2 separate regions of the Homo sapiens genome follow, and region 2 is linked to region 1. A link is an interaction called in ENCODE POLR2A ChIA-PET data of the cell type or tissue named here. Cell type or tissue: PC-9. All regions are shown on one strand. Links, peaks and the distances in the headings refer to the core of each region. The heading gives the core; the rest is flanking DNA. Region 1 has its middle 9.9 kb from the start of CLDN4. Region 2 holds the start of GTF2I-AS1 (GTF2I antisense RNA 1).

Region 1 (17,018 bases), core at 6,923-11,922:
GCTCAAACAATCCTCCCATCTCAGCTTCCCGAGTAGCTGGGACCACAGGCACAAGCCACCATGCCTGGCTAATTTTTAATTTTTTTGTAGATATGGGGTCTTGCTTTGTCACCCAGGCAGGTCTTGAACTGCTGGACTCAAGAGATCTTCCTGCCTTTGCCTCCCAAAGTGCTAGAATTACAGACATGTAAAATTTCTGTTTGGGGCTGGGTGCAGTGGCTCATGCCTGTAGTCCCAGCACTTTGGGAGGCCGAGGCGGGAGGATCTCTTGAGACCAGGAGTTTGAGACCAGCCTGGGCAACATAGCGAGACCTCATTTCTACAAAAAAATAAAATATTGACAGTGTGGTGGCTCATGTCTGTAGTCTTGGCTACTCTGGAGGCTGACGTGAGAGGATCACTTGAACCTGGGAGGTCGAGGCTGTAGTGAACTATGATCATGCCACTGTACTCCAGCCTGGGTGACAGAGGGAGACCCTGTCTCAAAAGAAAACAAAAAATTGTTTGGCTCTTCTTTACATCTTCTCTTCTTTGCAAAGACTTTCTATATTTCCATTGATTTCAAGAGTGTTGGCCTTTCTTGCAACATTTTGATAATAATTGCTTTAAAGTCTTGATCTGATATTTCCAATGTTTTGTCATCTCAACATTGACCACTGTTGATAGTCTTTTCTCCTGTGAGTTGAAATTCTCCCGGCTCTTTGTATGCTGAGTAATTTTGGAGTGTCTCCAAGATATTTTAAATATTAGGATATAGGAATCTGGATCTTTATACAATTCTATGGAGAATGTTGATATTTTTGTTTTAGCAGGCTGTGGTTTTTTTTTTTTTTTTTTTTTTTGGACATGCTGGACCTAGGAACCCTGAATTTCCACTACCTTGCTGTGTCTCCACACCCTTATCACAGCCCTGCGTCATCTCAGGCAGCTCTGACCACCTCCTGAATGTCCATGGCCTGACCAGAAGCCCTTGGAGAACTGCCCTATGGGTTTCTGAGTTCCTCCCTAGCATAAGTGAGTTTGGGGCTCAGTAATGTCTTGGAAACAAACTTGGGTAGACTTGATGCTTGTTATGGTTACACACCCTGGTTACACATTATGCTAAGTGAAAGAAACCAGACACAAAGCCTCTATAATATGTGATTATTGATTCCATGATTCTGGACATTTCATAGACCTATGATTCCATGCCTACTTTGAAATGTCCAGAATAGGCAAATCCATCATGACAGAAAGATTAATCACTTAGGGATATATGAAATATATGGAATAGGGATAAAGGGTTTGGAATTTCTCTTTTTGTTAAGAAACAGGGGCTTACTCTGTCACCCAGGCTGGAGTGCAGTGGCCCAGTCATGGCTCACTGCAGCTTCAAGCTTCTGGGCTTGGGCCAGGCACGGTGGCTCATGCCTGTAATCCCAGCACTTTGGGAGGCTGAGGCAGGTGGATCACCTGAGGTCAGGGGTTCGAGACCAGCCTGGCCAACATGGTGAAACCTTGTCTCTACTAAACATACAAAAATTAGCTGGGCTTGGTGGCATGTGCCTGTAATCCCAGCTACTTGGGAGGTTGAGTCTGGAGAATTGCTTGAAACTGGGAGGAGGAGGTTGCAGTGAGCTGAGATCGCACCCCTGTACCCCAGCCTGGGTGACAGAGTGAGACTCCATCTCAAAAACAAAAATAAAAAACCCCAAAAACTTCTGGGCCGGAGTGATCCTCCCTCCTCAGCCTCCAGAATAGCTGAGGCAGCTTTATTGAGCTATAACTGTTTACCAGTGGTTCTGGGTTCAAATTCTAACTCCACTAGCTGTGTGACTCTGGGTGAGTCACTTTAATCCACCAAGCTTCTGTGTCCTGCGGGTTAATAGTGTCTGTGGGGGGCCAGCCTGGCATTGGACAGGCATTCGAGAAGTGCTAATTATTGTTTTTGAAGCAGCTTTATTGACATAGAAGTCACATATCATACAATTCCCCCTTTCAAAATGCACATTTCAATGGCTTTTAGGATACTCACAGAGGTGTGCAACCATCATCACGGTCAATTTTAGAACATTTTCATCACTACAAAGAGAAACTACAAACAAGAGCTGGGTGTAGTGCCTTATGTCTATAATCCCAGCAGTTTGGGAGGCCAAGGTGGAAGGATCACTTGATGCCAGGAGTTCAAGACCAGCCTGGGAAACATAGCAAGACCCTGCCTCTACCAAAAAAAAAAAAAAAAATTTAACTGGGCATGTTGGCATGCACCTGTGGTTCCAGCTACTCAGGAAGCTAAGGCTGGATGGTCACTTGAGCCCCAGGAGATTAGGGCTGCAGTGAACTATGATCGCACCACTGTACTCCAGCCTGGGTGTCAGAGTAAGACCCTGTCTCTAAAAAATAAAAAATAGAAAAGAGCTGGGTGTAGCAGCTTACATCTGTAATCCCAGCACTTTGGGAGGCCGAGGTGGGCGGATCACCTGAGGTCAGGAGTTTGAGACCAGCCTAACCAACACGGAGAAACCCCGTCTCTACTAAAAATACAAAATTGGCTGGGCGTGGTGGTGTGCTCCTGTAGTCCCAGCTACTCGGGAGGCTGAGGAAGGAGAATTGCTTGAACCCGGGTGGCGGAGGTTGCAGTGAGCCGAGATCACGCCATTGCACTCCAGCCCAGGTATCAAGAGCGAAACTCCGTCTCAAAAATAAAAATAAATAAATAAATAAATAATTGTTACTGGCCTTGTCCTCCAAGATAAAAAGGTCTGATCTCTCCCCAGTCCATCCAGAACACAGAGAAGGGAAATAATTGGGAAGGTCATTTTGGACCAGACTCATCCATGGTGATGTTAGATGGGACAGGGAATGCCACATCCCCAAAAGCGGTGAAGCCAGACGTACAGGGTGCTGGGTCAGATGCTGGAGAGAGAGCAGGGAATTGTGGCTTTGGTGGTCACGGAGCTGGGGACATGGGGACAGGGAGAGCCTTGTGTGTGTGTTCGCTGGTATGACCCAGCCCTTGGGTAGCTCTGGGGCCTGGGCAAGGATGGGCTGGATGAGGAAGCCAGGCAAGGAAGCAGGTCCATCCTGCCTTGAGCTGATCGTCTGCTGCCTCTGTCCCCTTGCCGTCCCCGCACTGTCCCTGGGCTGGCACACCTGCACTGAAGCTCTTCTCAGCATCTCACCCTGAAGATTCTGGCTTCTCTGGATGACTTCGACCCTTTTGTGCTGCTATAAAGGAATACTTGAGGCTGGATAAGGTTTTTTTTTTTTTTATACTTTACGTTCTAGGGTACATGTGCACAACCTGCAGCTTTGTTAGATATGTAGACGTGCCATGTTAGAGTGCTGCACCCATTAACTCATCATTTACATCAGGTATTTGTCCCAATGCTATCCCTCCCCCTTCCCCCCAAGGCTGGATAAATTTATAAGGAAAGAGGTGTATTTGGCTCATGGTTCTGCAGGCTGTACAGGACGCATGGTGCCAGCATCTGCTGCTTTTTTTTTTTTTTTTTTTTTTTAGACAGAGTCTCATTCTGTTCCTCCAGAGCTGGAGTGCAGTGGTGCAATCTGGGCTCACTGCAACCTCCACCTCTTGGGTTCAAGCAATTCTCCTGCCTCAGCTTCCTGAGTAGATGGGACTACAGGTGTTCACCACCACGCCCAGCTAATTTTTGTATTTTTAGTAGAGACGGGGTTTCTCTATGTTGGCCAGGCTGGTCTCGAAATCTGCCTCTTTATGAGAGACAAGGTTTCACTCTGCTGCCTGGTGGGAGTGCAGTGGTGAGATCCTAGCTCACTGCTGCCTCCAACTCCTTGGCTCAAGTGATCCTCCCACCTCAGCCTCCCAAGTAACTGGGACTATAGGTGTGCACTGGTACACCTGGCTAATTAAAAAATGTCCTTTTTTTTTGAGATGGAATCTCACTACGTTGCTCCGGCTGGTCTTGAACTTCTGGGCTCAAGTAATCCTCCCCAGCCTTGGCCTCCCAAAGCTTTGGATTCACAGGCGTGAGCCACCTCGCCCAGCCAGCACCCGTTTATGGTGAGAACCTCAGGAAGTTTCCAAAGGTGTTTGCAGATCACATGATGACAGAAGAAGGTAGAGAGAGTTGGTGGGGAGTGGGGCAAGGAGGTGGCAGGCTCTCTTCAACAACCAGTTCTTGCAGGAACTAAGAGTGAGAACTCGCTCCCTTCTGCAAGAATGGTACCAAGCCGTTCATGAGGGATCTGTTCCCAGAACCCAGACACCTCCCACCAGATCCAACTCCAACACTGGGGATCAATTTTCAACACTGGGCTGGGTGAGGTGACTCAAATCTGTAATCCCAGCACTTTGGGAGGCCGAGGTGGGCGGATCACCTGAGGTCAGGAGTTTGAGACCTGCCTGACTAACATGGTGAAACCCTGTGTCTACTAAAAATACAAAAATTAGCTGGGTGTGGTGGCGCATGCCTGTAATCCCAGCTACTCAGGAGGCTGGGGCAGGGGAATCACTTGAACCCGGGAGACGGATGTTGCAGTGAGTCGAGATCACGCCATTGCACTCCAGCCTGGGCAACAAGAGCAAAACTCCATCTCGGGAAAAAAAATTTCAACATGAGATTTCAAGTGGACAAATATGGAAACCATAAACCATAGCACCGGCCCCTCCACCTCCAGTTGCCCTCTCTCACCTTCTTTCAGCCACACCTCCCAGGCCCCAGGTCCTACCCCAGCTCTCCCATGCCTCCGGGCCTTTGCCACATGTTTTTCCACCTAGGAGGTGAGTTCCTCCTACTCACTCACCTGACTCTCCCCTTCTTAATTTTTCTCTCCAGTTTTTATTTTGCAAACTTAAAACCAGGCTGGCTGGGCGCAGTGGCTCACACTTGTAATCCTAGCACATTGGGAGGCCAAGGTGGGTGGATTGCTTGAGCCCAAGAGTTCAAGACCAGCCTGGCCAACATGGCAAAACCCCATCTCTACAAATAATACAGAAATTAGCTGGGTGTGGTGGCATGTGCCTGTAGTCTCAGTTAGGAGGCTGAGGTGGGAGGGCCACCTGAGCCTGGGGAGGTTGAGGTTGCAGTGAGGCAAGATGGCGCCACTGCACTCCAGCCTGGGCAACAGAGTGAGACCCTGTATCAAAAAAAAAAAAAAAAAAAGAGGAAAAAAGAAAAACTTAAAAAGCTACAGAAGCCTGAGTGCGGTGGCTTGAGCCTGTAATCCCAGCACTTTGGGAGGCCGAGGTGGGCGGATCACTTGAGACCAGTTGTTCAAGACCAGCCTGGCCAACATGGTGAAACCCCGTCTCTACTAAAAATACAAAAATTAGCCAGGCGTGGTGGTGGGCGCCTGTAATCCTAGCTACTCGGGAGGCTGAGGCAGGAGAATCACTTGAACCTGGGAGGCAGAGGTTGTAGTGAGCCGAGATCACACCACTGCACTCCAGCCTGGGCAACAGAGCAAGACTCCATCTCAAAAAAAAAAAAAATCTACGGAAAAGTTGCAGGAATAGTCCAGTGAACTTTCAGATGCCCTTTGCTCCAGTTCACCAAACGCTAACATTACTATGGTTGCAGTCTATCTCTTCTCTCCCTACATACACGCACTTCGCTTTTTCCTGAACCATTTGAAAGCTAGATGAATACATCATGACAATTGACTGTCCAGAACTTCAGCATGCATCTCCTATGAACAGGACATTCTCCACCAGAGGTTCTGGAACTTGAGCAACGTTGAGTACTGAGTCCTGCCCGCTGGCTCCTTCAATGCCCCTTTACTGCCCAAGCAGAAGCCAGGAAGTCTCCCTAGAGGAGGTGAGGCTGGGGCTCAGCTTCCCTCCTTTCTTCCTTTGATTTCCTCCCTCCCTCCTTCCCTTCCTTCTTTCCTTTCTCTCTCCCTCCCTTGCTTTCTCCCTCCTCCCTGCCTCCCTCCCTTTTTCCTTCCTTCATCCCTTCCTCCCTCCTTCCTTTCTTCCTTTTTTTTTTTGAGATGGAGTCTGCTGTGTTGCCCAGGCTGGAGTGCAGTGGCACGATCTTGGCTCACTGCAACCTTCACCCCCCAGGTTCAAGTGATTCTTGTGCCTCAGCCTCCTGAGTAGCTGGAACTATGTTGAGTGCCACCACGCCTGGCTAATTTTTGTATTTTTAGTAGAGACGAGGTTTCACCATGTTGGCCAGGCTGGTCTGAAACTCTTGACCTCAGGAGATCCTCTCACCTCAGCCTCCCAAAGTGCTGGGATTACAGGCTCAAGCCACTGTTCCCGGCCTCTTCTTTCTTTCTTCCAGCTCTTATTTTTTAATTTATTTTTTAAATTTTTATTTATTTATTATTTTGAGATCAGGTCTCGCTCTGTTGCCCAGGCTGGAGTGCAGTGGTACAATCTCGGCTCACTGCAACCTCCGCCTCCCAGTTTCAAGCAATTCTTCTGCCCCAGCCTCCTGAGTAGCTGGGATTACAGATGCCTGCCACCACGCCTGGCTAATTTTTTTTGTATTTTAAGTAGAGACGGGGTTTCACCATGCTGGCCAGGCTGGTCTCGAACTCCTGACCTCAGGTGGTCTGCCTGCCTCAGCCTCCCAAAGTGCTGGGATTAGAGGCGTGAGCCACTGGGCCTGGCCTACAGGCTTTATTTTTAAGAACAGTTTCAGATTTATAGAAAAATTGAGAGGATCATACAGAGTTCTGTGTATCCCCACACTTTCTCCTACTATTAAAATCTTACATTAATACTGCCTATTTGTTTCAGTTAATGAACCAATGTTGATATCAATATTGATACAATGTTATTAACTGAAGTGTATGCTTTATATGGATTGCCACAGGTTTTTTTGTTTATTTATTTATTTATTTTTGACAGAGTCTGGCTCGGTCACCCAGACTAGAGTGCAGTGGTGTGATCTTAGTTCACTGCAACCTCCGCCTCCCGGGTTCAAGCAATCCTCCTGCCTCAGCCTCTCGAGTAGCTGGGACTGCAGGCACCCGCCACCACATCTGGCTAATGTTTGTACTTTTAGTAGAGACGGGGTTTCACCATGTTGCCCAGGCTGGTCTCGAGCTCCTGACCTCAAGTGATCCTCCCTCCTCAGCCTCCCAAAGTGCTGGGATTACAGGCGTAAGCCACCTTGCCCAGCCACACAGTTTTTTATCTAATGGTCTTTTTCTGTTCCAGGATCTCATCTGGGATCCCATATCACATTTATTTACATACAATTTACACTTACTTACATACTATTTACATTTATTTACACATATTTGCATTCGTTTACATATATTGATTTCTATGGCTCTTCCCCAGTGTTCTGTTTCTGCTTCAGGAGCCCACCCAGGACACCAGGTGACATTTAGTCATCACGTAACGACGGCTCCTCTTGGCTGCCACAGTGTCTCAGCCTTTCCTTGTTATGACGATCTTCAGGTTTTAGGAGTGCTGGTCAGCTATATCGCAGATGCTCCTGTCTTGGGATTTGTCTGATGTTTTTCTCATGATTAGATTAGGATTATGGGTTTTTAGGAGAAAGATCACAGGTAAAGTGCCATTTGCTTTACATTCTATCACGAGTATAGATTATTAGCATGACAAATAACTACTGATGTTGACTTTGATCTCCTGGCTGGGGCAGTGATTGCCAGCTTTCTCCGCTGTAATGTTACCCTTCCTGTGCTGCACCCCTTGGAACGAAGTCACCCTGTACAGCCCATACTCATGTTATTCTCCCCGCCATGAGGGCAGAAGTATCTGCATACATTTTTTGGAGTTTAAAAACTTCTTTTAAACTAAAAAAAACACTTTTTTTTTTTTCAGGCAGAGTTTTGCTCGTCGCCCAGGCTGGAATGCAGTGGCCCGATCTCGGCTCACTGCAACCCCCGCCTCCTGGGTTTAAGCAATTCTCCTGCTTCAGCCTCCCGAGTAGCTGGGATTACAGGCGTGCGCCACCATGCCCAGCTAATTTTTGTATTTTTAGTAGAGATGGGGTTTCACCATTTGGCCAGGCTGGTCTTGAACTCCTGACTTCAGGTGATCCACCCGCCTTGGCCTCCCAAAGTGCTGGGATTACAGATTTTTTTGTTTCTTCTTTTTTTTTCCATTTTATTTTATTTTTTTGAGACAGAATCTCGCTCTGTTGCCCAGGCTGGAGCACAGTGGTGCAGTCTCAGCTCAGTGCAACCTCTGCCTCCGGGTTTAAGTGATTCTCCTGCCTCAGCCTCCTGAGTAGCTGGGATTACAGGTGCCTTCCACTATGCCCCGCTAATTTTTTGTATTTTTGGTAGAGACAGGGTTTCACCATGTTGGCCAGGCTGGTCTCTAACTTCTGACCTTGTGATCTGCCCACCTCGGCCTCCTAAAGCGCTGGGATTACATGCATGAGCCATCACACCCGGCCTCCATTTTATTTTTGTTTTATTCACAAAGACCCCAATAACAACTATTTTAATTTTTTGTTGGTTGGTTGGTTTGTTTTTGTGACGGAGTCTCCCTCTGTTGCCCAGGCTGGAGTGCAGTGGCGTGATCTTGGCTCACTGCAACCTCCGCCTCCTGGATTCAAGCAATTCTCCCACCTCAGCCTCCCAAGTAGCTGGGACTACAGGCATATGCCACCACGCCCAGCTAATTTTTGTACTTTTAGTAGCAACGGGGTTTCGCCACGTTGGCCAGGTTGGTCTCGAACTCCTGACCTCAAGTGACCCACCAACCTGGGCCTCCCAAAGTGCTGGGATTACAGTTGTGTGGCACCACGTCCGGCCTAAAATCTTTAAAAAAATTGTTTTTTTTTTTTTGTAGAGACAGGGTCTTGCTATGTTGCCCAGGGTGGTCTGGAACTCCTGACCTTAAGTGATTCTCTCACCTGGACCTCCCAAAGTGCTGGGATTACAGGCGTGAGCCACCTCGTCTGGTCCCACCAGTGATTTCTGATTCCTCAGTGTGACTGCAAGGCCAGTGAGCCCCAGGCCCTGAAGACATCACACAAACTGAAGCCTGGAGGTTTTTATGGCAGCCAAAGCTTGGCAATGGCTGATGGGACAAGTGAGGGCCTTCCCTTCCTGATGTCCTGGGACCGCATATATCCAGGTCAGAGTGGGAGCTACAGGAAGGACTGACTGTGAGTTCTCTGCCAGCCTGCTGAGATGGCAAAGAATGGGAATGAAATTGACTGAAAGAAAATAAACATGGATGCTTGTTGCACGGATGTGGGTGAGGAGAGCCAGCCTGTATGGGGACATGGGGATGGAGACTGATGCTGGGGGGGTAGTGACACCAACTGGGTGGCAGCTGGCAGGCCCCTGGGCATCCACACTCCCCCTGCTCAGTTGGAGAGAAGCAAGAAAGCATAAAGGGAGGGAGGGAGGGAGGAAAAGAGGTGGGAGATGAGTGCTGTGGGTGAGCGCTGAAGCACACTTCAAAAGCTCAAGCCACAATGCTTACGCCCTGATATAAAAAGAGCATTGAGTTGAGCGTGGTGGCTTACGCCTGTAATCCCAGCACTTTGGGAGGCTAAGGCGGGTGGATCACTTGAGGTCAGGATTTTGAGACCAGCCTGGCCAACATGGCGAAACCCTGTCTCTACTAAAAATACAAAAATTAGCCGGGCATGGTGGCGGGCGTCTGTAGTCCCAGCTACTCTGGAGGCTGAGGCAGGAGGATCGCTTGAACCTGGGAGGTGGAGCTTGCAGTGAGTGGAGATCGCGCCATTGCACTCCAGGCTGGGTGACAGAGTAAGACTCTGCCTCAAAAAAAAAAAAAAAAAATTGAAAAATTACAAAGCTCAAACCTAATCACCAGTGTGGCTGCTCCTGGCCCCACCCTGCCTCCTGCTCCCCAGGGGAGGGGACAGGTCAGAGAGGGGTGTGCCCTTCCAGGGGCCTGAGATGATCCAGACATGGGAGCTGGCAGGGAATGAGGGCTCCGGCAGGGCTGGGTCAGTAGGTACACCTGGCAATAGGGCAAAGATCTGGCAGCTGGACTTCTTGGGCTCTGAGAAGGCAAGAGATTAGTATCTGTGTGTGACAGGAGAGGGCGTGGCTGGTGTCCACCCATCCATGCTGGGAGACGTGGGAGAGATGGGGCGGGGACACAGGGCAGGAGAGAGGCCAGGCCTGGGGCCTCTGTGCCGGGAGGGATAATACGATCTCTGAGTCACCCCGAAATGGGGTGAGATGGTGCTGATGATCCCGGATTCCTTGGTTTTGTCCCTGGCTCTGTCACTGCTGACTCATGGGCTGCCGACCTAGGAGTCTCCTGGTCAGCGTGCGGGTTTCTCTCAGCCTCTTGGTGTGTCACAGAAGCAGACAGCTTCTCTGTAAACCGTCATCCTCAGGGGTGTGCCCGGCTTCTGGGTTCTGTGTTCTGGCATCCTCCGATATTCCAAGAGGAAGCAGGATAGGACGATCCCAGCTCCTTGCTCTGCCTACTGGTGACAAGACCTGTCCTGGCCTGGGACCAGGGGGGCTTCTCTGGGAGTCCTGGTTGGTCCTGAGACAGGGACACCCTCCCAGTGAAGCCCTACCTCCTCTGTCCTCCATCACCCAGCCCACAGCAAGGCCACCCTCCTGACTCTCCCTCCAATTAACCCAAGCTCCTGGGTTGCGCCCTTGAGGCCCACACCGATGCTCCCAACTTACTTTCCAGCCCTATTCCCTCACCTGTCTGGCTTCCGACTCCTCAAGTTGAGTTTTCCACAGATACTTCCTCCCCACACACACACCCGTTTTTGTCCCTGCTACTCTCCTTTTGCGAGAGCTCTCTCCTCTTCATAGGTCTCTAAGCTTTTACTCACCCTTCAGGTCTCCTCTCCACCTGCCACCTCCTCCAGGAATCCTGCCTGGTGTGCCCCAGGTAGAGTTGATTTTTCACTCTCCAGTGCTCACACAGAGCTTGTTTTCCCTGCGTGGGAGCTGTTTATTTAAATTCAGGCTGGCCTGATTACACCCTGATGAGCTCCATGCCAGCCCTGGGCCTGGCCCAGTGCGCTCAGCATGTCCTTCCAGAAAGAATGAAGGAATAAAAAAAGACGAAGAGTAATAAATAGGAGAGTAGGGGTAGAGGATGAGCCCCAGAATCAGACATTAGGCAGGGTGTGGATACCAGTCTTGCCATTATTCTGGTGGCCCTGGAATGTCACATCAGTTCCCAGAGCCTTAGTTTTCTCATCTCTAAGATGGGAATGGGCTAGGCATGGTCACACCTGCAATCCCAGCACTTTGGAAGGCTGAGGCAGGAGGATCACTTCTTGAGGCCAGGAGTTCGAGACCAGCCTGGGCATCATCGGGAGAACCTGTCTCTACAAAAAAATAAGAAGTTAGCTGGGTGTGGTGGTGCACACCTGTAGTCCCAGCTACACCAGAGGCTGAAGGTGGAGGTTTTCTTGAGCCCAGGAGTTTGAGGCTTCAGTGAGCTACGACTGTGCCACTGCACTGTAGCCTGGGTGACAGAGCGAGACTTCATGTCTTAAAAACAAAAACAAGAGAACAACAATGATGCCCCTGCACTGTTTTGCAGTGAGATAAAATGACTTCCTGTTATTCAATGTTATCCGAAGGCATTTAGGTTAGTGCCTGGCCCCGAAGCAGGTGCTCAAAACATGGTTTACTGGCTGGCTTGCTCCCTGAGAGGCCAGGGCAGAGGTGCCTGGCAGGAGGAGGCTGCCCTGAATGGGGAGAGGGAGGGGTGGGGCTGGAGAGGATTGACTCCTCCATCAGATTAGAGGGTCTTCAGGAATTCCACCGCCCTTAGGTCCTCTTCCTCCCTCGCCTCTGGGAAATTGGAGTAAAATCCAGTAGAGACAGGACTGCCCTGAAGTGAGGAGGCGGGAGCCGGAGGGAGTCGGGGAGGTGGGTGGGAAGGAGGGTTTATGGACCTCCCTGTGAAGTGGGGGAATGGCCTGTGAAGGGCTGGACAGCTGGGTAGGATGGTGGGAATGCTGAAGGTCACGGTAAATACGGGCTTGCTAATTATTTATTTATTAGAGATGAGGTCTTGCTCTGTCACCCAGGTTGGAGTGCAGTGGCATGATCATGGCTCGCTGTAGCCTCCAACTCCTGGGTTTAAGTGATCTTCCTGCCTCAGCCTCCCGAATAGCTGGGATTTACAGGTGTATGCGACCATGCCTGGCTAATTAAAAAAAAAAATTTGTTTTTGAAAAAGGGTCTCACTATGTTGCCCAGGTAGGTCTTGAATTCCTGGCCTCAAGTAATCCTCCTGCCTCAGCCTCCCAAAGTGCTGGGATTACAGGCATGAGCCACCATGCCTGGCCAGGTGTTTTGAAACTGACAGACATAAACTGAAATCGATGCACCGATTTGGGGTAAAGTAATTTAACAACGGTCCTCTAAGTCCTGTCCCCTGTGTAAGCCTCCTCCCCTTCACACAGTCATCTCTTCTGAGTCTCTCTAACTAAGCTCTCTCACCGAGTCCCCTCCCTTTGCTCAGCCCCTCTCCCCATCCTTGCCACCAGAAGTGCCAGACCCTGGGACTCCAGCCAGGAGGCATCAGTATGGTCTTTCTTCTCTTCCTTAGAAGAAACCCCAGAGGTGGCCACCGCCCCCACCCACGGCCCACGTGGTGCCCAACCTGGGGGCAGCACCCGCTCAGCCAGTCTCGCCAGACTGGTCAGCCAGGCCTGCCATCACCCAGCACCAGGCCGAGGGGGTGGATGGTCCGCTGGTGTGGGCGGTCAGGCTGAGGGCCAGGGACTCTCCTGTTCAGCCTGGTGCCAGGACTCCAATCTGAGCTCAAGGACTTCAGAAAGAAATAGGATCTTGTTGCCTAAAGAAAGAAAAAAATTCCATCCTTTACTATTTTTTATTTTTTGAGTTGGAGTCTCACTCTGCCTCCCAGGCTGGAGTGCAGTGGCGTGATCTCGGCTCACTGCAAGCTCCGCCTCCCAGGTTCACGCTGTTCTCCTGCCTCAGCCTCCCAAGTAGCTGGGACTACAGGTGCCCACCACCATGCCCGACTAATTTTTTGTATTTTGAGTAGAGATGGGGTTTCACCATGTTAGCCAGGATGGTCTCAATCTCCTGACCTCGTGATCCGCCCACCTCCGCCTCCCAAAGTGCTGGGATTACAGGCGTGAGCCACCGTGCCCGGCCTACTGTTTTTTATTTTTTAAGAGACAGGATCTTGGTCTGTCGCTCAGGCTGGAGTGCAGTGGTGTGATCTCAGCTCACTGCAACCTCTGCCTCCTGGGTTCAAGCGATTCTCCCACCTCAGTCTCCCGAGCAGCTCCCGACCACAGGCACACGCCACCATGCCCAGCTAATTTTTAGTATAGACGGGGTTTCACCATGTTGGCCAGGCTGGTCTAGAACTCTTGGCCCAAGTGATCCTTCCACCTCAGCTTCCTAAAGTGCTGGGATTACAGGTGTGAGCCACTGTGTCCGCCCTAGGAATCAATTTAATATACACTGGCTTCCCTGGCTTTAGTCTTCCTGTTCCCAGAAGACGTGGAGTACGGGCTCTGGGAGCTAGACTGCTCAGCTCACAGAGATCTTTTTGGCTGCAGGACAGTGGTCCATCACTGGCCCTGGGGCTCAGATGCCAGCGGGAGCTTGGGGTTAGAAGGGAGACTTTGTTTTTGCCCCTTTGCTAGGGACTCCCAGGGAGCTGAACTCAGGGCAAGCTGCATGTGTGTGTGTTACAACTGGGGACTTGGGGCCAGGCGGGGTAGCTCACGCCTGCAATCCCAGCATTTTGGGAGGCTGAGGAGGGCAGATCACTTGAGGCTAGAAGTTCGGGACCAGCCTGGCCAACATGCTGAAACCCTGTCTCTACTAAAACTACAAAAATTAGCTGGGCGTAGTGGCGAGCACCTGTAGTTCCAGCTACTCGGGAGGCTGAGGCAGGAGAATCGCTTGAACCTGGGAGGCAGAGGTTGCAGTGAACCGAGATTGCACCACTGCACTATAGCCTGGGTGACAGCGACATTCCGTCTCAAAAAAAGAGAACAAAACAAAACAAAACAAAACAACTGGGGACTTGGCCAAGCCCCTGGAACTCTGGGGACAGGGGTCTGAAAAGTCCTAGCTCCCACCTGTTATGATCAGGATCCGAACTGCGCAGCAGCTGCTTTGCGTACGGAACTTTGCTCCCTCCTCTTGTTATTAAACTTTTTGGCTCACAAAGCATTTTTACTTCCTTCTCTCATTTCATGTGTATCTCAGACTGGGGAGTGGGCCCCAGTGTTCTCATTGTACAAAGGAGGAAGTTGGGGCTCAGAGATGGAATTGGCTTCTCCAAGGTCACAGGGCTGGTAGGATGGCTTATGGATACACAGCTTCCCAGCTTTTGTCCTGAGCTTTTTGGCTCATGAAGCATTTTCACATCCCCATCTCATTTCACGTCTGTTTTTGTTTTTGATCCTGGAGGGGGTGCAACATCCTCATTTTTACAAAGGAGGAAGCTGTGGCTCAGAGATGGTTCCTGGGCTGGAAAGATGGTTTATGGGGTGGGCAGAGATGGGTGAGCTGATCTGGTGGTTTTTATCCTTGATAGAAACCAGCAGGTGTGGCCAGGCGCAGTGGCTCACGCCTGCAATCCCAGCACTTTGGGAGGCCGAGGCGGGCAGATCATCTGAGGCTGGAAGTTTGAGACCAGCCTGGCCAACATGCTGAAACCCTGTCTCTACTAAAACTACAAAAATTAGCTGGGCGTAGTGGTGTGCGCCTGTACTCCCAGCTACTCGGGAGGTTAAGCCATGAGAATTGCTTGAACCCGGGAAGTGGAGACTGCAGTGAGCAGAGATCGTGTTGTCTCAAAACAAAAAACAAACAACAAAAACAACAAAAAACAACAACAAAAAACAAAAAAAAGCACGTGATCCAATTCTGTCAGCACAAAATCACACAGTGCATGTTATAAAGAAGAAAAAGAAAATAAATGAGTGCCAACCCTGTACTCTCTGACCCCAAAACCAAGGTGATGAATGGCAGATGTCTTATAAGGTGTTCCTGTAAAAGATCTTCGGGCTTTGGGAAGAGGGCCAGATGCAGGCCTAGAGGTAAATTTCCTTGTTTTCCTCTGCCTTAGGGCTATGGGAGCTGGAGCGGAGAGGAGAGAAGCACCTTGCCTTTGCTGGTGTTTTTCCCGCAGCAGGTGGGTGGGACTGAGCCAACGGTCTCTTGGCATCAACAAAGCATCAACAAATCTCTCTCCAGCTCCACTTGTGCTGAGCTACTGGCTGATCCCCAAGGACATCCTTCTGGCCTCTCCTTCACACCTGGGTCCCCTAGCCCTGCGTGAGCTCTGTGCTTCTTCCCCTGCCCTGTGTCTGCTCTATGCCTGGAGCCTCTGTACCTGCCCTCTCCTCAACCCCCAACCCCTCCCTGCTCTCAGCTCCCGATACGCGTGGCTATGCCTGGGAGGGAAGGACAGCTTCTTAGGGCCACAGGTGGACTGTTGTAGGGCTTGCATGCTCCCCTCCCCCATGCCTGCTTCTCCAAGTGGCACTTGGCTGTGTCCCAGGAAAGCAAGGGCAGGAAGTGGCAGGGCGGGGGCCGGGGGCCGGGGGGGCAGGAGGCGGGCGGGGGGTTGGGGGGGGCAGGTTCTGGCCATCTGGCCAAGTCACGTGTCTACTCAGAAAGCTTGTTAAAGGCTACCTGGCTGGGACCACAGGTAAGAGGCACCTGGGGAAGGAGGCACCCATGCTGGAGTGCCCACCCGTCCTGGGCAAGGCCCTGGCCTTCTCTGGGCTTCAGTGTACTCCTTTGAGCCAAGGCAATAAAAGTCCCTGCCCTGCTGACTGGCAGGAGGCTGTGATGAGGTCATCTCCAGGAAAGCACTTATCGCCAATCATGATGTTACTTATCTCTGGTGTTATTCAGCCCATAGGCTCTGTGTGTAGAGGGAGCCTTGTAAAGAAAGCCCCAGGGAGGCGTGGTCTGGGCAGAAACCATCTCTGTTTGCTTTGGTGTGTGTGCCTATGATGGGGGTCAAGGTATAGGAGTGTGATTTGAAACTGGAGAATGCTTCGTTCTTTCCATCATCAAACATGTCTTTTTTTTTCTTTTTTTTTAGATGGAGTCTCGCTCTATCACCCAGGCTGGAGTGCAATGGCGCGATCTTGGCTCACCGCAACCTCCATCTCCCAGGTTAAAGCGATTCTCCTGCCTCAGTCTCCTGAGTAGCTGTGATTACAGGCGTGCGCCATCACACCCAGCTAATTTTTGTATTTTTTAGTAGAGATGGGGTTTCACCATGTTGGCCTAACTCCTGACCTCGTGATCTGCCCATCTTGGCCTCCGAAAGTACTGGGATTACAGGTGTGAGCCACTGCACCCGGCCCAAACATTTCTTTTTCTTTTCTTTTGAGACAGAGTCTTGCTCTGTTGCCCGTGGCTGGAGTGAAATGGTGCGATTATAGTTCACTGCAGCCTCAAACTCCTGGCCTTAAGCGATCCTCCCATCCTGGCCTCCCAAAGTGCTGGGATTATAGGCATGAGCCGCAGCAACCACTCCTCACATTTCTTGAGCATCTGTGATGTATCAAGCCAGATGCTGGGCACTGAGGTTGCAGAAGGCATTGTTCCTGTCTTCTAGGAGCCCCAGGCTAGCAGGGAAGACGGATGTGTATAGAGTTAACCACAATACCAGGCCTCAACTTCCCGTCTGTAACACAGGTGGACCATGCTAGATTGTCCCAGCCTGCCCTGTGCTTCATTAGCCGGTCAACAGATCCATCTCAAATACCTCCCATGGGTACTCACTGATTGCTTTAACCCAAACCATGGCACTCTTGAAGACTTTCCCTCAGGAAGCTCAAGGACTATGCATCCTTCTGGGTCAGAACTGGACACACAGCCACCAGTGCTGGACAATGGCGGCGGCTCAGGGACACACTGGAGCCCTGGCCCCTGCAGAGCTCCCAGCATGGTTGGGAAGAGAGATGCAAAATGACCACACGGCGGGTGAGGAGGAGCTCCCTCGGTGCGGCTGGGATGAGCCCTAGACACTCTCAATCACCCCCACGATGACCCCTTCCCAGAGGTCCCCTCAGTCATCTGCCCTGAACCAAGCTCTTCCTGATCCTAGACCCTCCACCCTCCCTCTATCTTCCAGG
Region 2 (9,944 bases), core at 1,405-6,404, 900 kb after region 1:
TCAGGTGATCTGCCCACCTCGGCTTCCCAAAGTGCTGGGATTACAGGCATGAGCCACCGCACCTGGCCATTCATTTCTTTTAAACTAAGACATTGTGCCATAAGCCTGATTTAATGTTCACATTTGTGATTAAGTAGTAGAATTTTGCTAGTAGACCTCTTTCTTTTCAGAAGACCAGTGAAATACCAGGTCTGAGTAAAGTAATCCTTTTAAAAGGTAGCATTTTCCATGTCATATGTGCATATACACACACACATTTTATGTATTATATATAAAAAATATGTATATTATATAGAAATTACATCAACAATTAAATTCCTCATTTTTTTAAGAAGATAAAAAACTGTCTCAATATTAACAAGGAAGGTCAAGTGAGAACTTACATGCACACCTCTGGTTAATAATGTGTATCATATATTCTTTCTGGAAAGATTACTTCCAAATGGTAGGAGCTATTTAGATACCCGTAGTTAGGAAATAAAATTTTGGTATATCTTCATAACAGAAAAATATATAGCCATTGAAATCCTGATAATGTTTTCCAATAATCTGAAAAAAGATCTCTAATATAAAATGTTCAGTGGAAAAAAAAAAAATCCTGCCTTGAGAACAAGGCAACTTGAAAAGCAAAAGTGCATCTAGAGGATAATCTTAGTTTTGTTTTGGAAAATACTCATGCTTGGTAGGAAGACGGACAAAAATAAACTGAGATATTCCTGCTTGCTTGGAGACGACTTAATTTTCTCCTTTTATATCTTTTCACATTTCCCAAATCATTGGTAGAAAAAAAAACAGAACTTTGTTATCAAATAAGTCTGTCCGATTTTTCACAGTGTTTTCACCTCGATATCTTCATTTGCAATTATGTGGAGTTCTGAAGTGGCTAATTTGACACCGACGCGGACGTGTTTGTGGATACAGGGTCATTACTTACCCACTGCCGGTGCGCTCTGAGCTGTGCACTTCCATTTGTGGCGTTTTATTTGTACTTGGAGTCGGTGGTAAACATTTAAAACATACGTGACTTAGGTTTGGGAAATCGGCCTTGGACTAATAGGACCGCATGCCTCAGTTTTCGTAAACACCGTGACTACATTTCTGGGTTAAGGTGAATTGCCGTCAGGTATGTTATCTCTAATGTGTGCAGAGAAAACCTTATCAGACTTGTTTCAGGTCTAGCTGTCATGGGAGTGCTAAGAACCGTGTAAAGGAGGTTTCTTTCTTGCGCAGTTCTCTCTTAGGGCCTAGCTTCCCAAACCTGAGTCACTTACCTGTTACCTGTGTTCCTTCTGCTGTGGCCTAACTCTCTGTTCATTACTTAACCTGATTTTTTTCCCTTAAATTGATTTTAAGTAAATTCATTTTGTGATGAATTTTACGTCTTCCTAAGTCAAACTCTGGCTTTTTTATTTCTCATATTTTGAAAGGTATATGTAAATAATTTCAAATATAATTGACTCACATGACCACACGTGGCACACTTACTGCAGCTGGTACTGTAGGTTTTTTAGGATCTCTGTAATTGAGGAGGTTAGCGTTGGAAAACTTCTGTGTTTTTTATTTTTATAGCTGCCAATCAGACACTTAATGAATACACAATTATATATGTAAAAAAAGGAGTCTCAGAGGAATTATGTACTAAGATTTGAATAATACGTTTTTAGAGTTTCAGTATTTTAGTAGGGTTTATGATGGGCAGTTGGACTACCTACCATCCCTTTCTTGTGGAATTTATGTTTAAGATAGTGCCAGATACTTGACTGCAGCATATAATTAGGGACTAAACTATTCATATGTTCATTTAATCCCTCCACAAATACTGAGCACATTGTATGTACCAGGTGCTAAGAGTTTTTTTTTTTTTTTTTTGAGACGGAGTTTCGCTCTGTCGCCCAGGCTGGAGTGCAGTGGCGCAATCTCGGCTCACTGCATCCCCTGCCTCCCAGGTTTAAGCAGTTCTCTGCCTCAGCCTTCCTCCGAGTAGCTGGGATTATAGGCGCCCGCCACCATGCCTGGCTAATTTTTTTTGTATTTTTAGTAGAGACGGGGTTTCACCATTTTGGCCAGGGTGATCTTGAACTCCTGACCTCGTGATCCGCCCACCTCACCCTCCCAAAGAGCTGGGATTACAGGCATAAGCCACCGCTCCCGGCCTCTTTTTTTTTTTTTTTTTTTTAAGACGGAGTCTTGCTCTGTTGCCCAGGCTGGAGTACAGTGACCTGATCTCGGTTCTCCGCAGCCTCCGCCTCCTGGGTTCAAGTGATTCTCCTGCCTCAGCCTCTGGAGTAGCTGGAACTACAGGCACACGCCACCATGTCCAGCCAATATTTTACTTTTAGTACAGACAGGGGTTTCACCATGTTGGCCAGGCTGGTCTTGAACTCCTTACCTCAGGTGATCCACCCGCCTCGGCCTCCCAAAGTGCTAGGATTACAGGCATGAACCACCGCGCCTGGCCACGGTGCTAAGAATTTAGTAGTGAATAATTCAGTGGCAAATCCTCGGGAGTGTTTTGCAAATAAGAGTGACACTTTTTGTCCTTCACTTCTAGGAAACGTGGTGACTATGTTGAGAAAAGGGGGAAAAAAAAAAAAAGAGAAGACCTAGAGCAGTCAATAGTTTTTTGACAGAAAACTAGCTTGGGAGCCTCTTGGAACTACCTAGGGCACAGAGAAGAGTGCTTTAGAGCAGGTTGGTGGCAGGGGAGATAAGAAGTTGTTGATTCTGGGGAGATTTTGAAGACAAAGCCACCAGGCTTTGCTGTTTATTGTTTAATTCTTGTATTTTCTTAAATGTCTCTGCAGCACTTTTAAAATGGACATAATTGCTTAGGTTAGCACTTGAACACTTTGTTTTAAATTTTTTTTATTGCTGCCAAATAGTCATTTAATAAATACCCAATTGTTTATGTAAAGAGTTTTAGAGGAGCTATAAGTGGTATCCATGGGTGAAAGAATGAATCCATTTATTTGAAATGTATAGGGTAATTAATGGCTCCAGTTTTGAAATAGATATATTACCTGGTGTTGATTGTTTTTTTAACTTTGAATAGATGTCAGATTGTATGATAACACATTCCCAGTCTGATTATGTTGAAGCTAAGAGTATCAGAACATATTGTAACATAGTCTATTTATTGATTCACCGGCCAGAATGCAGTGATAAACAGCTTTAGCTCTGAAGCCTGTATTATCTTTAGGTGTATTCGTTAATATGTTGCAAAAAGGAAGTTGGTGTTTTCTAAACACAAATTTTGAGTTAGGGACGGTGTTGCCAACTTGAAGGTATTGGCGGAGTGCTTTTGTTAGTGTGGGTAGCATAACTATTGTAAATTCATGAATAGCACCTTTTGCATATTAAAATATCTTAAAATGGGCCAGGTGTGGTGGTGTAATCCCAGCACTTTGGAAGACCGAGGTGGGTGGATCACCTGAGGTCAGGAGTTTGAGACCAGCCTGACCAACATGGTGAAATTCCATCTCTACTAAAAATATAAAAATTAGCTGGGCGTGGTGGTGGGCGCCTGTAATCCCAGCTACTCTGGAGGCTGAGGCAGGAGAATTGCTTGAACCCAGGAAGTGGAGATTGCAGTGAGCCAAGATCGTGCCACTGCCCACTGCACTCCCAGCCTGGGTGACAGAGCAAGACTCCATCTCAAAAAATAAAATAAAATATCTTAAAATGTATTTTAAAAGCTTTACATTTTGATTATGGAAACAGAGTTTGGGCTTGAATTTGAAGCATGCTGAAACGTGTGTCTTGTTAAACAAAAATGGTTGTTTATACTTTGGAAACGGCAGATAATTGGAAGAGCAATGCCCAGTATGTGAGGGCAGGCCCTAGAGCTTTAGTTGATGTTTTATGCTTCAGAGTAAAAAGTAATTTTGATCCTTTGTGGAAAGGATTTTAGGTCGAGAAACCCATTTTTTTTCTTACTTTCTCAAAACCAATTAATTGCAACAAAGAGTTAATTGCAGAAAAAATTGAGGATGTGGTGAAGTTTATAGCTGTTCTGATGCCTGAATGCCATGTTCCATATGACTTAAAACACCCAAAGATTAATTAATAAGTTTATGAAACAGGGTTTTTAAAATAGAATATATGGTGTGATATTTTATCAATAACTACATCCAGCTGGGTGCGGTGGCTCACACCTATAATCCCAGCACTTTAGGAGGCCAAGGCAGGAGGATCACTTGAGGCCAGGAGTTCAAGACCAACCTGGGCAACATAGGGGGACCCCTATCTCTACAAAAGTTAAAAAAAAAAAAATTAGCTGGGCGTGGTGGTGCAGGCCTGTAGTCCCAGCTATTTGGGAGGCTGAGGTGGGAGGATCACCTGAGCCTGGGAAGTCGAGGCTGCAGTGAGTGGTGCTCCAGCCTGGGTGAAGGAGGGAGACCCTGTCTTAAAAAATAAAGTAACTACATTCATCTCTATATATGTTCACATTTAACAGATTGAACTTTATTATTTGTCAGTGAAGAGGAAAATGTGATATCCCTGATATTTTCAATATTTTACAGTCTTTGTTGTATTAAAAAAGCACTCTAGTAGATTTGCCTTTTTCTCTTTCTTTTTTTTTTTTTGGTTTATGATCGATTGGGTTACCTTCATAAAATATATTTATGCTATTAAATCTATTGTGGTCTAAAATGTTTGTGTGACTGAAAAAGTGAAGTCTTTTCAGTAAGGAAAACCTGTCTTCCCTTCCCCTGGGCCTCAGCTGTGAAGTTTGGATTTGGACTGAGATCCATGGGATGGAGCTCCACAGGTGTCCCTTCCATTCCATCTACAGCTGTGTTTCCTTTCTCATGTCATTCTACTCTAGCAGCTTTCAGTTTATGTCACTCAATGAATAGTCAGCTTAAATGATGATCTATAAGGATACTTAGGAGACCTTAACCTATAGGGGAAATACTTTTATTTTAGAAGTTACTGCTTAATGTTTGTAAAAAAATATATAGTAATATTAAGCATTTATAATGCTTTGACAGTATTCATAGGTGAAATGAGTGTATTTTGTTTTAACCTTTGGAAGCCAGCATAAAAATACTCTTAAGGTTTCTAAAATCTGTTTGGGAGTTGGAAAATCGGGTTTTTTAAAAAGTATATTTTCAGAATTGAGGTCCAAACTTACACACTTCTGTTTTCCAGATTGTTTCTACTTAGGTTGGAACCTTAATCTATTTATAGGGTGTCTTGACCATTTTTAATCCTTACAGTCATACAAACCCAGGTGCCAGTCAAGTTTTATTTCACAGGGAGGTTGTCATTTTAAAATTGTTTTCTGTCCTGGTCCCGTGGCTCATGCCTATAATCTCCGCACTTTGGGAGGCTGAGGCAGAAGGATCACTTGAGGCCAGGAGTTTCAGACCAGCCTGGGCAACATAATGAGACCCTGTCCCTACAAAAAATTAAAAGAAAAATAGCCAGGTGTGTTGGTCCCAGCTATTTGGGAGGCTGAAGCAGGAGAATCATTTGAGGCCAGGAGCTCGAGGTTGCAGTGAGCTATAATCATGCCACTGCCCTCCAGCCTGGGCGATAGAATGAGACCCTCCCGACAGATAGATAGATAGATAGATAGATAGATAGATAGATAGATAGATAGATAGAATGAGACCCTGCCAATAGATAGATAGATAGATAGATAGATAGATAGATAGATAGATAGAAAGAATGAGACCCTGCCGATAGATAGATAGTTTTCTATCAAATTTTTTCCTAGATTTGAACATGTTTTTCTAAAGTAGCATTCAACACATCAGCATTTTATAGCGTCATTAGTTGTTACTATGATTATGTTTTTCTGAAATAGTATCCTTTACAAAAGCACTTCTGTCTTTCTAAGCACATACATAGGTCCTAAAATGAATTTGTCTGATGTTGGTGACCTCGGAACCATTTTCTCCAGTTGATTAGCACGGCCAGCCAGTCAATAATTTCAGGTCACTGTTGGCCTTAGAGGAAGAGCCCAAAGGCAGCAAGCAAGGGTGCTGGTGTCCAGTCGCCTTCTAGAAGCATTTTCACCTTCCCTTAAGATTTCCCTTGATTAACACAGAAGTGTCTATAGAAGTGACCCAGTGCTGCCCCGGGCAACATCGTATATTAGGCCAAATTTGCATTTCTTACCTTTATGAGAAGCACCCTCGTAGTCTAGTGGAGTTACACACACACAGTCTGATCTCAGCTGTGCTCTCCAGAGATACAACATAGTCCAATCAAATAACATCCTCTGAGCCTGTTTCTTTAGCTGTAAAATAAGAATAACAATTATACCCATCTAAAAAGATAGTGTCTTGTACTTGAGTGATCTTTTTTCTATGATACTGTCTTTAACACAATAATTATTTTCTTCACCATACCACATTTGTTTTTAAATAAGAATTTCTTAAAATGATGTTTTCAGTATTTTATAGATGATGTTTGAGCAGCAATATTAATAGCATGTTACCTGACACTTTGAGGGACTAGAAGATGACAGTGGCAGCTGATATGACCCAGATGTCTCTAATCCTAACATGAGGTGTACTGAAGGGTCACAGCAGAGTGAGTTCCTGGTGTATCCACAAGGAAATGAGCACGGAACTCTCACAACAGCGTGTGTGCTGTGCGCTGTGCTTGAATAGCTGACTGCTCCTTTATACACAGCCTCTGTGCTGACTGAATCAACAGTATCTGTTTCATCATAATGCAGCCCTATTTCTTTAAGCCCATACATTTTGCACTTGTTAAAAGTATTTGAACAGGCCAGGCGCGGTGGCTCACACCTGTAATCCCAGCACTCTGGGTGGCCGAGGTGGGTGGATCACTTGAGGCCAGGAGTTTGAGACCAGCCTGGCCAACATGGCGAAACCCCATCTCTATCAAAAAAATACAAAAATTAGCCGGGCGCGGTGGCGGGTGCCTGTAATCCCAGCTACTTCGGAGGCTGAGGCATGAGAATCGCTTGAGCCCAGGAGGTGGAGGTTGCAGTGAGCCAAGATTGCATCACTGAACTCCAGCCTGGGCAACAGAACAATTCTCTGTCTCAAAAACAAAAACAAAAACAAAAACAAAAAAAAACTATTTACCCAATTTCCCTTGCTTATGCATGCTTAAATTTTGTATAAGCTTAAATATCTTTTCCATCTAAGCTGTACTCTATCCCCTTTTATAACTTTAGGTGGCTGTCTTTATTAAAAGTTTTTTCTTGAAAGTCTTAAAACAATATAGTTCTTGGCAATTTGAAAGTTATTTGAGAAGGGGAAATTTATAATGACAATTCAAATGAAGCAAACTAAAAAATAATGAAGAAAGACAGAGGAAAAAGCAGTATTCACTTGAACACATCCCAAACAAAGAAAATTTCAAATGTAACAAGGAAAAAGCCTGCTAAAGCTCACAATACAGAAATAACTATTGATACTCAAAATAGCTTTAAAGCCCTGCTCACCTTTTGAATGTTGGGAATTGACCAGGAGGTGACTGTAACTGTAAGATGGTTCTTCCAGTAATGACCATTTTCTTTTTCAAGATGATGATTATTCTCCACCGTCTAAGAGACCAAAGGCCAATGAGCTACCGCAGCCACCAGTCCCGGAACCCGCCAATGCTGGGAAGCGGAAAGTGAGGGAGTTCAACTTCGGTAAGTTCTCAGCGAACGACGTGACCTTTTCCTTCATCTTCTGGATTCTCAGTGTGACTGATAAATGTTGCAACATGCTCTGCAGGGGGAAAATGCTTTAGCGTCTATTACTGCATCATAATCTCATCTTTGGAAAGCCAGGAGCATTTTGAAAATTACATTACAGACATTGTTTAAACATAGTTTGGATTTACCAAAGCATAGGACATTGTCTTGTCTGATGTTAATTAGTCAGCTCAAGATTAGTGCTAAAGACTTAGTAATTTAGTTATTTCTCTTAGCTTTAAAATCTTTATTTCAGAACTATTTCACCTCTTGGTTTTCTTTTTTTTTTTTTTTGCTCTGTGTTACTGCAGCTGCTAATCTGTGAGCTCTCAATGGATGATGTATCCTAGCAAGGGACTGAATGAGATATTAGCGGCAAATTATGTTGATGATTCATATTTTGAATAAATGGAATATTAAGCTTGTATACATCTTGAAAATAGTACTTTAATATTCTACTGTGTCGTAGTCACAATGATTGGATATGAATTGAATTTTTGTACTTTTTAAATATGTTTTTGTTCTTTATTTTTAATTTTTATTATTATTTTTTTGAGACAGAGTCTTGCTCTGTCACCCAGGTTGGAGTGCAGAGGCACGATCTCAGCTCACAGCAACCTCCGCCTCCCGGGTTCAAGTGATTCTTCTGCCTCAGCCTCCTGAGTAGCTGGGATTACAGGCGCCCACCACCATGCCCAGCTAATTGTTGTATTTTTAGTAGAGATGGGATTTCACCATGTTGGCCAGGCTGGAATCGAACTCCTGACCTCAGGTGATCCGCATGCCTCAGCCTCCCAAAGTGCTGGGATTACAGGCATGAGCCACTGCACTTGGCCTGTTCTTTAGCATTTTAAGTTGCAACTATATATCCGTAAAGTCTTATTTCCACACAACTGAGACATGTTTTAGGAAGTTTGCTAAAAGACCCCTGGAGACCTTTATCGTGGTCTCCCTTTTGTCGTGTTTCATTTGCTTGATCTTTTCTGCCCTCCTGCTTTTCAGAAATTAAAAGGCTAAAAAGAGGTGCTAAATGTTAAAACTTCTCGTGTAGTCTCCCATGAGACTATTAAAAGTAATGGCAAAAGCCACAGTTACTTTTGCACCAACCTACTAATTCTAAGAACCACCAAAAAGGGGAAAGTTCTTGGAAAGCAGTAAAATGATATGGACAGTTGGGATGTAAAAATGTAGAAAATATGTCATTGTATGTTCAGTCATCCCAAGACCCTAGTGCTGCCCCGATGGTAGGGACTTCTTAATGAGAATTAACTTTTGCTCAATTTTCAGAGAAATGGAATGCTCGCATCACTGATCTACGTAAACAAGTTGAAGAATTGTTTGAAAGGAAATATGGTATGTCTAAATAGGAAAATTCCTGTAATACTTTGTTCATGAGCATTTACACAATGGCGTTACTGTTCATCATGGGGGTGATGTGGACAAGCCCAGCCCAGGGCTGCCAGTGAACCGTGCCACACTTTCTTACACGTCTCTCATTGTAAGGTCCTTAGTAGTGTCTGTCTAAATATTAGAAACAGTCTTTGTTTCTAGATTACAGTAAAGCTAAGGAAAAGTTGTATTTCTGTAGTTATCAGCTAACATTTCTTTTAAACTTCCAGCATGGATATTTGGGAATTTATTTACATATTTATTACAAAGCTCTGGATCTTGGGGGTTTCATTAAAAATTATTTTTTTAACTGACAGTTTCTGTTAATCTACTTTGTTAAATCCAGTATTTGCTGAGATCCCCCTATTGTCTCTACTTTTATCTTTTTTTTTTTTTTTTTTTTTTTTTTTGAGACGGAGTCTCTGCATTGCAGTAGTACAATCTCGGCTCATTGCAACCTCCGCCTCCCGGGTTCAAGCAATTCTCCTGGCTCAGTCTCCCAAGCAGCTGGGACTACAGGTGCCCGCCACCATGCCCTGCTAATTTTTGTATTTTTAGTAGAGACAGGGTTTCACCATGTTGGCCAGGCTTGTCTCAAACTCCTGACCTCAAGTGATCCTCCCGCCTTGGCCTCCCAAAGTGCTAGCATTACAGGCGTGAGCCACCCTTCCCGGCCACTGCTTTTATCTTGATGTATAACTGAGTTGATGCTAGATTTCAATTCCTTCTTTGTCCTTTTACTATTCTGTCCTATAGCCACCTTTATATAATGATCAAAGAAATTCGCAATTTGTTATTATCATTTTTATTTTTTATAAAATATTTAAAATGATTTAAAATAAAAATCATTTTATTTTTATCATATTTATTATCATCTGTTATCATT

The links. ChIA-PET counts read pairs that join two places held together with the same protein. Peaks named below come from ENCODE experiments on the same cell type or tissue, not always from the same donor. Only the 100,000 strongest peaks of a DNase experiment are listed, where the experiment ranks them.
Region 2: POLR2A ChIA-PET joins it to region 1 with 6 read pairs; 2 of 35 experiments call an interaction of 5 or more read pairs at or near these places.

The regions. Positions count from the first base shown.
Region 1 is chr7:73,812,624-73,829,641 of GRCh38, forward strand. No RefSeq gene overlaps it. Among named protein-coding and RNA genes, the nearest start is that of CLDN4, 9.9 kb to the right of the region's middle. RefSeq lists enhancers at 7,256-7,834, 9,629-10,828, 14,732-15,379, 15,380-16,027, 15,576-15,870. In PC-9, for the core only: no CTCF peak of the experiment used is centred there; a DNase peak (open chromatin) is centred at 10,028; H3K27ac peaks cover 3,403 bases.
Region 2 is chr7:74,721,273-74,731,216 of GRCh38, forward strand. It overlaps GTF2I (general transcription factor IIi), which reads left to right. Exons shown (of 35, transcript NM_032999.4): 13 at 7,514-7,624; 14 at 8,957-9,022. It overlaps GTF2I-AS1 (GTF2I antisense RNA 1), which reads right to left and starts at 7,646. Exons shown (of 4, transcript NR_110044.1): 1 at 7,433-7,646; 2 at 6,130-6,250. In PC-9, for the core only: no CTCF peak of the experiment used is centred there; no DNase peak of the experiment used is centred there; H3K27ac peaks cover 574 bases.